2 separate regions of the Homo sapiens genome follow, and region 2 is linked to region 1. A link is a loop called in an ENCODE intact Hi-C map of the cell type or tissue named here. Cell type or tissue: endothelial cell of umbilical vein. All regions are shown on one strand. Links, peaks and the distances in the headings refer to the core of each region. The heading gives the core; the rest is flanking DNA. Region 1 overlaps LOC101928516 (a long non-coding RNA gene). Region 2 overlaps LOC101928516 (a long non-coding RNA gene).

Region 1 (5,387 bases), core at 1-5,000:
GTTAGATGGTCATATTATTCTTAGGTGGGTTTCTTTTATTGTTTTTCATTTTTGTTTTATCTTAGAGTGGTAATTTAGATTTTCTATAATTTTTTATTGATTCTTGCTTAATACATATTTGTTACAACTTACATTGCATTTAGTCATTTTTCTGAACTTTAAAAAAAGGCATTTGTTTCCCATAGACTACTTTAAAATGCTGAGCAGTCAACTATATCTAAAAATTATCACAATTTATCTCTTTCTGATATTTAGGTCTCATGTCTCTGATGAATGCATTATCGCATTGTCTAGAACTTGGAAAACAGTATTAAGCAATAACATTTGATAGTTGGCCTATTTGTCTTATTCATGACTTTAATGAGAAGTTCCTTAATGTTTTACCATTAAGCATAAAACTGGCTGATAATTGAAAAATAATATTCTTTTGCAGGTTTGAAAAGTATTTTCTTATTTAAATTTTTCTAAGAATTTTGAATCATGACTAAATGCAGAATTTCGTTAAGTATATTTATTTTTGCTTTTGATTTGTATAGTAATGTAGTCTCTCTTTAAACTTTCTGATATATTATTATATTTTCTAATAAAAAACTGAAGCCATGTCTCATTGCTGTGTAACAAACCACTCAAAATATATTAACTTAAAACAGCCACCATTTTATTTTCTCACGATTCAATGAATCTGCAGTGTGGGCTGTGTTCTGCTGTTATGTCTGTCCCACCTCAGCCATTTAGGTGGCCTAAGTAAATTGAAATAATCTGGCAACTTACTAGAGCCTTATGGTGATTAATATTAGGTGTCAACTTGATTGAAGGATGTCTAGGTAGCTGGTAAAGTATTGCTTCTGGGTGTGTCTGTGAGGGTGTTGTCAGAGGAGGTTAACATTTGAGTTAGTGGACTGGGATAGGAAGACCCATTCTCAATGTGCGTGGAGACCATCCCATCGGCTGCCAGTATGGCTAGAACAAAGCAGTCGGAAGAAGGTGGGATAAGCTGGATTGCTGAGTCTTCTGGCTTTCATCTTCCTCCCATGCTGAATGTTTCCATCTGTTCCTCTTGCCCTTGAATATCACACTCCAGGTTCTTTTATTTGGCCTTTGGACTCTTGGACTTAAACCAGTGGTTTGCTGGGGGTTCTCAGGCCTTCAGCCACAAACCAAAGGCAGTATGGTAGGCTTCCCTGCTTTTGAGGCTTTTGGACTCGGACTGAGCCACTACTGGCTTCTCTCTTCCCCAGCTTCCCGAAGGCCTATAGTGGGACTTCACCTTGGGAATGTGTAAGCCAATTGTCCCTAATAAACTCCCTTTCATATATACATATATCCTATTAATTCTGTCCCTCTGGAGAACCCTGACTAACACAAGGCTGGATGGATTAAAATGTTTTCACTCACATGGCTGGTCATTGGTGCTGGCTGTCAACTGGCCTGCTTCATTCCTGTCCTCCTCCAAATCATTTTGTAAAACAAATAAACATGTATTTTTCCTGCTTAAAACCTTTCACTAGACCTTTTTCTTAGGATTTAAAGTTTATTCTCTTTAGCAAGATTTATAAAATCCTTCATGATCTGGCCTCTGCCTCTCTCCTGCTCATTGTAGACTAGAAGACTAATTATAGTATTTGAAAAAAGATGAGGTAGTGTCAGTAGGACCAGGAAATGGAAGAAACAGCACTGTATGGTTTGCAAAAGTCCCCTGCCCCAAAATGGTGATGTAATTTACCATCCCAACCAGGACACTTTTGAAAATAAAAAGGGCTTCCTTAATAATTATGCCAGGATAACAGACATGAACCAGTACTGCTCTGACACAGCAGGGTCTGACCCCACCCCTCCCCACACTTACCCATATCTTTACCTTCACACCTATACTCTACCTAACAATGTACAATCATAGCTCTAGAACTTACCCTACTGCATCATGTCACTAATGCTTTCGTATAAATGTTCCCTCTACTTGGAATGTCTTTTATCAACTACAGTCTCCATCAAGTTTCCTCTCAGAAACCTACCTTGAATCCTTATACTGAGCTAACCATCTTTTCTTTTAAACACTATCTCTCTTCCAATATTATACATAATTAACACATAGAATTGGAATCCGGATATTTGTTTTCTATATCCTTTTATGAGGAACTGAGAATTTCTTTCTATAACCCTTTTTTTTTTGGTTAGAGGGAATGTAGCAGATACAACTTTTAGGTTTAAAGAAAAATGAGACTTCCTTTTTTTATTCTTCGGATGTGACAAGCTGCTGAGTGTGCTAAGTAAGGGAACCAAAGCTAATGAACCATTTGCTGCCCAGATAAAGAGTAGTTATGTTCTGGGATATTAAAAAAATGCAAAAATCCAAAAATCATTAGTATGTGGTTTTATAGTATATGTTATTTTTAAAGCAGAAGATTTATCTTTTAATTATTTTGTCATTAGGCTCAAATGAAGAACAGTCTGCAATGACTGAACACATGTCAGCTAATATGGGAAACAGAGTTTGGCCTGGGACTGTGCAGGGAGAAAACACAACAGGAAACTAAAAATTATCTCAGTTAATTCACAAAATAAAATTTGTCCATTTTGAAGATAAAGTGCCATTATTTCATTCTGCAACTTCAGTCTTTTATTCCAATACCAGAATGCAGATTATCATATTTGAAGATTTATATATTCAATAGCTCAATATAGACAATTGACCAGATGACAGTTTCATGGCATAATACGCATTACCAGCTACTAATTGAAAATTAACTCATGGCAAATTCTTATCAGATGTCTGGAAGGAAACTGATTAAGTTTCCTTTAAAGCATCCTTGAGATCAAGCTTCTGGCATGAAAATGAAAAATAAGTTGAAGAATATTAATAAATGTTAATAAAACCTGAAAAAGTATTGGAGTATAGAAAAATTACATAGGAAAACTTTTGCTCTGGAAAACAGCTTGAAATGCTTGTCCTTTAAAACTCCATAGACAGTTTCCATATTCACGTCTATATTTGTCATGCCAGAAAAGGATGAAAGGGAGGAAGGAAAGGAATGTCAGCGTCTGGAGAGGAACGGGAAAGCTTATGTGCTTCAGGGATTCAGGCTTTACATCATACATATTTGAGATGTTAACTCACACTAAAGATAGATCAAGTCTTCGCCTTAATTACATATATACGCTATTGCGGGAAAACTTGCAGAATTAAACTTAACTTAGGTTTTTTTTTTTCCCAGTATTATTTCTTCAGGATATTTGACAAATCCACAACTGATGTAAAATTTCAGTTGGAAATATTTCTAAAAGAAATGCCACATTTTCCATCTATTCACTGATTTCTAGCTACTTCGATTTGTGCCCTAATTTCTTAATAATAGCTCAAACAACCAAGAGAGTAATACTTTACAGTGAAAATAATGATTTGGGAATCAAAAATTACTGAACAGCAGAACAGACTTTCGTGTTTACTTGAGGACTTTTTATGAAACAATGATTTTCAAATTAAGTTCTTATCTCCTCTATTATCTGATTCTAATGGGAGAATTGCAGTTGGGAAAGTGGTCTCCTTCTTATGACTAACCTCAGTCCTTCACTGCAGCATACTGCAATCATCAAGGCTCATAAAATCTTTTTTGCAGGGCTGTAAGGAGGTAAATTACAATATCTTCATTGGGGTCTATTTGTCTAAAAGCAGAAGCTGGACTGACTGAACTCATACAATCACAGACTCCAATTAAATTAGTTTATTGAATTGTTATGGTGAACAATCAAATAGCATAAGACTTCCACCCTTTTTCAATATCACCATAAAATCAAGGCTACAAAGAACATTTCAGATTGTGTAAATAAAAATATTATATTTTAAAAGTTAATAGCATGATAAAGCATAAAACCTAGCAAGTACTATTGAGGCAGGATGGGTATTCAAGAAAGTGATTACTACAGTATACCACATTGGCATACTGATAATGTCCTCGGGATGCAGCAACCACGGTGAATGCATGATGACTGCATATTGTCAACCCAGCAAGCCCCAGCATTTGCATCGTATTTCAACTCATTCAAGCAAAGGGAAATACCCTTGTAGAGAGCATGCACATTTTGATTTTACCTGTCCTTAAAGTGACCTTTTACTCATTATTACTATTATAAATAGTAAAAATCACACCGTGGTTGAGATTTAAGATGCTAATGATACGTGACATATAAACAAGCATGTACAACCACTGTGTATGTGCACCAAGAGGACCACCCAGAACATACTTACCAGTAACACCTCTTCCCACCTCCTTATGAATAATTATGTAAGATTCCCATAAATGGAGTGTTCCTAGTTCTAGTCTTTGCGTCTCATTCCTGTAAGCTGCCTGCCCTGAATCCCTTCTCGCTCAGGGTGTACTGGGTATTCTGCATCTAACTTTTAAAATAGTCTTTCTCCTTTGCAATAAATTATGCTGCATCTTCACAAAAGAAAACCTAGCTCGTAATGTCAAGGAATCAAATATGGCATAAACCAACACCGAATTCCTTTTCCTCCTGGACACATAGTTAGGCTGTATTCCCCACTCTCCTTACAGTTATGGTAGCCACATAACTGATTCTTGATCAAGGAAATGTGAGCCACAGAGATGTGCACCACTCCCAAACCCAGGCTACACAAGCCTCTCATGCATAATTTTCTCACTCTTTCCCTACTCTAATATTTAAAGAAGGATGAACTCACAAAGTGGAAGGAGTCTGGGTTTTTGAATGACCACATAGAAGGCGATTCACACGCTGGCTCCAGAAATACCCACACTGGCTCTTGTGTGAGTGATAAATAACACTTATTGTGTTAAGCCACTGAAATTTTTGAGTTTGTTTATTACAACAGTTAGCATTACTTACCATACTAATACAGTAGGGCAGTTCCTTGATTAGAGACAAAAAACATATTCAATTTTCAAGGAAAACCAAATTTGATTATTCTTAATTATTCTTAATTTTGTAGGTAAAAATGAGTACTCCTATCAAAAAATGTGTGAACAACATAAAAAAATGCCAAAATGAAAACTATACATCCAATACTTACAGCAAGCAAGTTTTTGTCAAAGCTTGAAGACAGTAACAGTTCAAACATTATTTGGTCACGATGACTTACTGAAAATCTAATGTAATATGGTCCAAAAGTATAAACTTTTATTTGGTCATCTTTATGAAAAAAACAGGATTTAAACAAGTAAAGGAGAGGATGAGGGCCATCAATTTTCAAACATTTTTCATTTTAATTCACACCAGATAATAGTGACATGTACTAGGTGCAACTTCATCTTTTCCTCTATCAAGAAAGATAATGAGATGCAAGGTTATAAGAACTATATAATCATTAGGTGAATCTTAACTTCATTCTGACTTAATTTTTAACATAAATA
Region 2 (5,387 bases), core at 388-5,387, 310 kb after region 1:
AATGTAGTGCCTGTTATTATATATATTTAGGAAAAACACTAAAAGATTAATAGCATTTTTTGGATAACAAAAGTATGGATGCTTTTGTTTTACTTTATATTTTTCTAGAGTTTTCAGGTTTTCTACAATACATGTAAAATGCAAGTTATTTTAATAAATGAATTTTAATGTTTTAAAACCCTTTAACAATTTAACACAAATTATACTTTCACGTTTCCTTTAAAATGCATTACTTGCTGCATTTAGGATTTTTTCTTGGAAGTTCAGAATTATATATCCTTGGATATATTTTTCCTTGAATAAGTCTAACACCAAAAGAGATTTTAACTCTATTCCAAATCACAATTCATGCCAAGTTGCAGAAGCAGACAAAATGGTAGAAGGAAAGGTCAGGTTCTTTCAGTCTCTTAAACAAGGTGACAAGGTCAGGAAACTTGAGCAAATTTTTTTCTTTTATAAGCTTGGCTTACTAAGCAGGCAGATCAATTCACAGCTTTCATTTCTGTCTTGCCACTTCTCACAGAAAAATATGGGCTGCATAAAGAATCATTGCAAGGGGAAGCCTCTTTGCAGAATCTCCAAGTGTGGACACTTGGATGGCCATCCCCCTTTCTCACCAGGTACAGCCCCGTTTGAAAGTGGTGTTTGGTGTCTAATAGCCCTGAAATGTTTTCTTTCCTCCCTGTGCCCCAGGGTTGGCTAATTATTAATGTGCCAATTATTCTAGAAAACATGTCCTGTCTGCTTGAGAGACAAGATTCAGGTCAAGTGTAAACTTAAAAAAAAATACCTTAAAATGATACTGAGTTAGCCTGAGGAGACATTTTTGGAACGTGAATTATTTATATTTAAACAATAAAAACAACTGCATGACTTTTTGTTTTTGAAGAGAGCACTGAGCTGTGATCTCACACAAAGAACTTCACATTTTTGTCCCTAACACATGATTTATTCTTTTTAAATCAAGATTGTTTACTTTATTAGCAGATCAGAAAGGCTTATTTTGTCTTAAATGTTTCCAGAATGTGATTCTTTCTGAGGATCCCACTGCAGTAATATAAACTTGTACATATGTTTGCTCACAATTATAAGCTTAGAAGAGATCATAATTCCATGACTTCATCACAGTGGCTTTCAGGGCTGGAATAGTAATTACAGCTGTGTTCACTGTACTCATTATGGTCTTCATAAAAAAAATTCTGTACATAAAGTAATAAGCTTCTTCAAATTATTTCAGAAAAAGGGTGGTATATAAATAAATATACTGGAATCTAAATGATTCATATTTATAGTTCAATGTATTATTTTTAGCAATTTGTGACAGCTTCCTTCCTTTAATTTAGCAACTCCAAATAAAAAACAAAATGTTAAAAGATGGCCAGGTAAAAGCAACTTTATGCAATCAAGCACAGCCATGAAGAAATCAGGAAGACTAATTTTTATATTAATTTTAAATAAATAGGAAGGTCAGTAAGAAAATTCCTCGAATTGCTTAATTGTTGGCATTTGTATTATGTATTAGAAACTCCTTCTAAGTCTTTGGATTTATAAAGAGGTTTTTTCAAACTTGAGTACTTCCTCACATGAAAACTCTTACTAAAAATATCAAGAGCCAGTACAATTGAAATATCTATAGATGCTCTCCCTCTCCCTCTCCCTCTCCCCACAGTCTCCCTCTCCTCACGGTCTCCCTCTAATGCCGAGCCGAAGCTGGACTGTACTGCTGCCATCTCGGCTCACTGCAACCTCCCTGCCTGATTCTCCTGCCTCAGCCTGCCAAGTGCCTGCCATTGCAGGCACGTGCCACCACGCCTGACTGGTTTTCATATTTTTTTGGTGGAGACGAGGTTTCGCTGTGTTGGCTGGGCTGGTCTCCAGCTCCTAACCGCGAGTGATCTGCCAGCCTCGGCCTCCCGAGGCGCCGGGATTGCAGACGGAGTCTCGTTCACTCATTGCTCAATGTTGCCCAGGCTGGAGTGCAGTGGCGTGATCTCGGCTAGCTACAACCTCCACCTCCCAGCCGCCTGCGTTAGCCTCCCAAAGTGTCGAGATTGCAGCCTCTGCCCGGCCGCCGCCCCATCTGGGAAGTGAGGAGCGTCTCTGCCTGGCCGCCCATCGTCTGGGATGTGAGGAGACCCTCTGCCCGGCTGCCCAGTCTGGGAAGTGAGGAGCGCCTCTTTCCGGCTGCCATCCCGTCTAGGAAGCGAGGAGCGTCTCTGCCCGGCCGCCCATCGTCTGAGATGTGGGGAGCGCCTCTGCCCTGCCGCCCCGTCTGGGATGTGAGGAGCGCCTCTGCCCGGCCACGACTCCATCTGGGAGGTGAGGAGCATCTCTGCCGGCCACCTCATCTGAGAAGTGAGGAGCCCCTCCGCCCAGCAGCCGCCCAATCTGAGAAGTGAGGAGCCCCTCCGCCCGGCAGCCACCCCGTCTGATAAGTGAGGAGCCCCTCTGCCCGGCAGCCGCCCTGTCTGGGAAGTGAGGAGCGTCTCTGCCCAGCAGCCGCCCCGTCTGGGAGGGAGGTGGGGGGCAGCCCCCGCCCGGCCAGCCGCCCCTGCTGGGAACTGAGGAGCCCCTCTTCCCGGCTGCCACCCCGTCTGGGAGGTGTACCCAGCAGCTCATTGAGAACGGGCCATGATGACGATGGCGGTTTTGTGGAATAGAAAAGGGGGAAATGTGGGGAAAGGATAGAGAAATCAGATTGTTTCTGTGTCTGTGTAGAAAGAAGTAGACATGGGAGACTCCATTTTTGTTCTGTACTAAGAAAGATTCTTCTGCCTTGGGATGCTGTTGATCTATGACCTTGCCCCCAGCCCTATGCTCTCTGAAACATGTGCTGTGTCCACTCAGGGTTAAATGGATTAAGGGCGGTGCAAGATGTGCTTTGTTAAACAGATGCTTGAAGGCAGCATGCTCGTTAAGAGTCATCACCACTCCCTAATCTCAAGTATCCAGGGACACAAACACTGCGGAAGGCCGCAGGGTCCTCTGCCTAGGAAAACCAGAGACCTTTGTTCACTTGTTTATCTGCTGACCTTCCCTCCACTATTGTCCTATGACCCTGCCAAATCCCCCTCTGCCAGAAACACCCAAGAATGATCAACTAAAAAAAAAAAACTCAGCCCAAAATTTGACCAGGTTTCATCACATAAATTAAATAAAAGAAAGAAAACAAAAAAAAAAAAAAAAAGAAAAGAAAAAGGAGAGCTTTACCTCTAGGCAAGAATGCTTCACTCTGATTAATTCCTACCCCCAACCACACCCCTCACCACAAGATAGAATCTTGTCTTTTGTGAGGTCTTAGTCATGTTCCTTTGACCCACTGCAGGCCATAATTCTGCAACTAGAGACATCTCTAATTCTCTCCTTCCACCTTCCCCTAGAGAAATGTCAGGACTGACAGATGGACCCTAGTTTGTGATCTCTATGACCAGAGTGGGTTCTGAGGCAGGACCAACCCTTACGGTTGAGCAGTCTGAGCATCTGACAAAAGGGAATGGTGGGTAGTCTGGTAACCTGCCCCTAACCTGCTCATCAGAGATGGTTTGCTGAACCAGGAGAAAGCTTGGCCCTTTCTAATTATAAAATAAAGCAGAATTTCACTCAAAAAAAAATAAAATAAAATAAATATCTATAGATAAATAAAACCTACCTCTTTTTTCCATATTGCCCCAATGCCATTCTTATGTAATGAAACATTTAATTAATCATGAGTGTCATGATGATCAGTTATTAATAATAGAAAAGAAGTTAGTATATTAAATCCTAATGTTTAATAAATGAGAAAAAGAATAAAGCAGCATATTAATAGAGTAGATACAGAAAGAACAAATGAAGAAATTTTGGTATAATGTTATTTAAAATACACTTTCAAAGGTGCATGTGATATACAGCTATTTCTCAAACTTACTTGCCAGAAGCTCTTCTTCTGTTGTTTATATATATATATATTTATTTTGTCATTTGGCTTCTTGTGGGACTGTATTCTAACAACAGTTCTTTGCTTGGCCAAACTTTAGTCAGGCTTCTGGACTTTCTCCTGGGCCTGTCTGTGCACATCATTCTAAAACCCAGTTTTAGCAAATAATACGGCCAACACAGTTTAGCAAGAATTATTCATCCTTGATATCTGATCACCCTCAGTATCTGATCAAAATTTTTCTCTGCCCACTCCTGTTAGCTGATCACCCTCGCCTGTTTTCAGCAGGAATCCTGTTAGGTTGGTTCTGCCAGAATTTCCCCCAGACTTGGTATCTCTTCTTAAAAATTTTCTGAGCATTTTTTTCATGTGTTTTTTGGCTGCATAAATGTCTTCTTTTGAGAAGTGTCTGTTCATGTCCTTCACCCACTTTTTGATGGGGTTGTTTGTTTTTTTCTTGTAAATTTGTTTGAGTTCATTGTAGATTGTGGATATTAGCCATTTGTCAGATGAGTAGGTTGCGAAAATTTTCTCCCATTTTGTAGGTTGCCTGTTCACTCTGATGGTAGTTTCTTTTGCTGTGCAGAAGCTCTTTAGTTTAATTAGATACATGGATGAAATTGGAAATCATCATTCTCAGTAAACTATCGCAAGGACAAAAAAACCAAACACCGCATATTCTCACTCATAGGTGGGAATTGAACAATGAGAACACATGGACACAGGAAGGGGAATATCACACTCTGGGGACTGTTGTGGGGTGGGGGGAGGGGGGAGGGATAGCATTGGGAAATATACCTAATGCTAGATGATGAGTTAGTGGGTGCAGCGCACCAGCATGGCACTTGTATACATATGTAACTAACCTGCACATTGTGCACATGTACCCTAAAACTTAAAGTATAATAATAATAAATAAATAAATAAATAAATACATAAAAATTTTCTGATCCCTGCTCTTTGGCTATAAATCCCTACTTATCCCTGATGTATTTAGAATGAAGCCCAGTTCTATATGGGGGTCTCTCTTCCCCTATTGCAATAGTCCTGAATAAAATTTCCCTTTACCACTTTAATTTCTGTCTCTGCTTTTTTTTGATAGTCCTAAGAAATGTGTTTGAAAAATATACCAACATTACCTGACAAAATTTATAGGGCAAGTTGGTACATTGTAGCCTGAAATTCTACTCATTCAATAAAATTTAAGGGACTATTATGTGCTCTTCTACAAGTAAGGACTAAGGTGATGTTATAATACACAGGCATTTTCCTTAATGAGTTTCCAATGAAGTGGTCGTTTTAGTTCTTTCAGCAAGAAATTACTATCAGCTCCGTATCTAAAGGGGCTCATGTAGTAAAATAAATTAAACCTGTCTCTGAAGTAAAATGTTAACATAATTCCTCTTCTGTAATTCTTTGTTCTCTTCACATAAGCAACTGTTACTACTCTAGACACAGATAAACTGTTAGA

Evidence for each region. A loop is a pair of places that touch in the nucleus more often than their neighbours do. Peaks named below come from ENCODE experiments on the same cell type or tissue, not always from the same donor. Only the 100,000 strongest peaks of a DNase experiment are listed, where the experiment ranks them.
Region 2: a loop joins it to region 1, with 2.5 times the contacts of the local background. A loop is called at or near these places in 1 of 110 quality-filtered maps.

The regions. Positions count from the first base shown.
Region 1 is chr6:74,566,705-74,572,091 of GRCh38, reverse strand. All of the region lies in intron 2 of LOC101928516 (a long non-coding RNA gene), which reads right to left. Among named protein-coding and RNA genes, the nearest start is that of SNORD156, 560 kb to the left of the region's middle. In endothelial cell of umbilical vein, for the core only: no CTCF peak of the experiment used is centred there; a DNase peak (open chromatin) is centred at 3,031; H3K27ac peaks cover 2,211 bases.
Region 2 is chr6:74,252,249-74,257,635 of GRCh38, reverse strand. All of the region lies in intron 1 of LOC101928516 (a long non-coding RNA gene), which reads right to left. Among named protein-coding and RNA genes, the nearest start is that of CD109, 560 kb to the right of the region's middle. In endothelial cell of umbilical vein, for the core only: no CTCF peak of the experiment used is centred there; no DNase peak of the experiment used is centred there.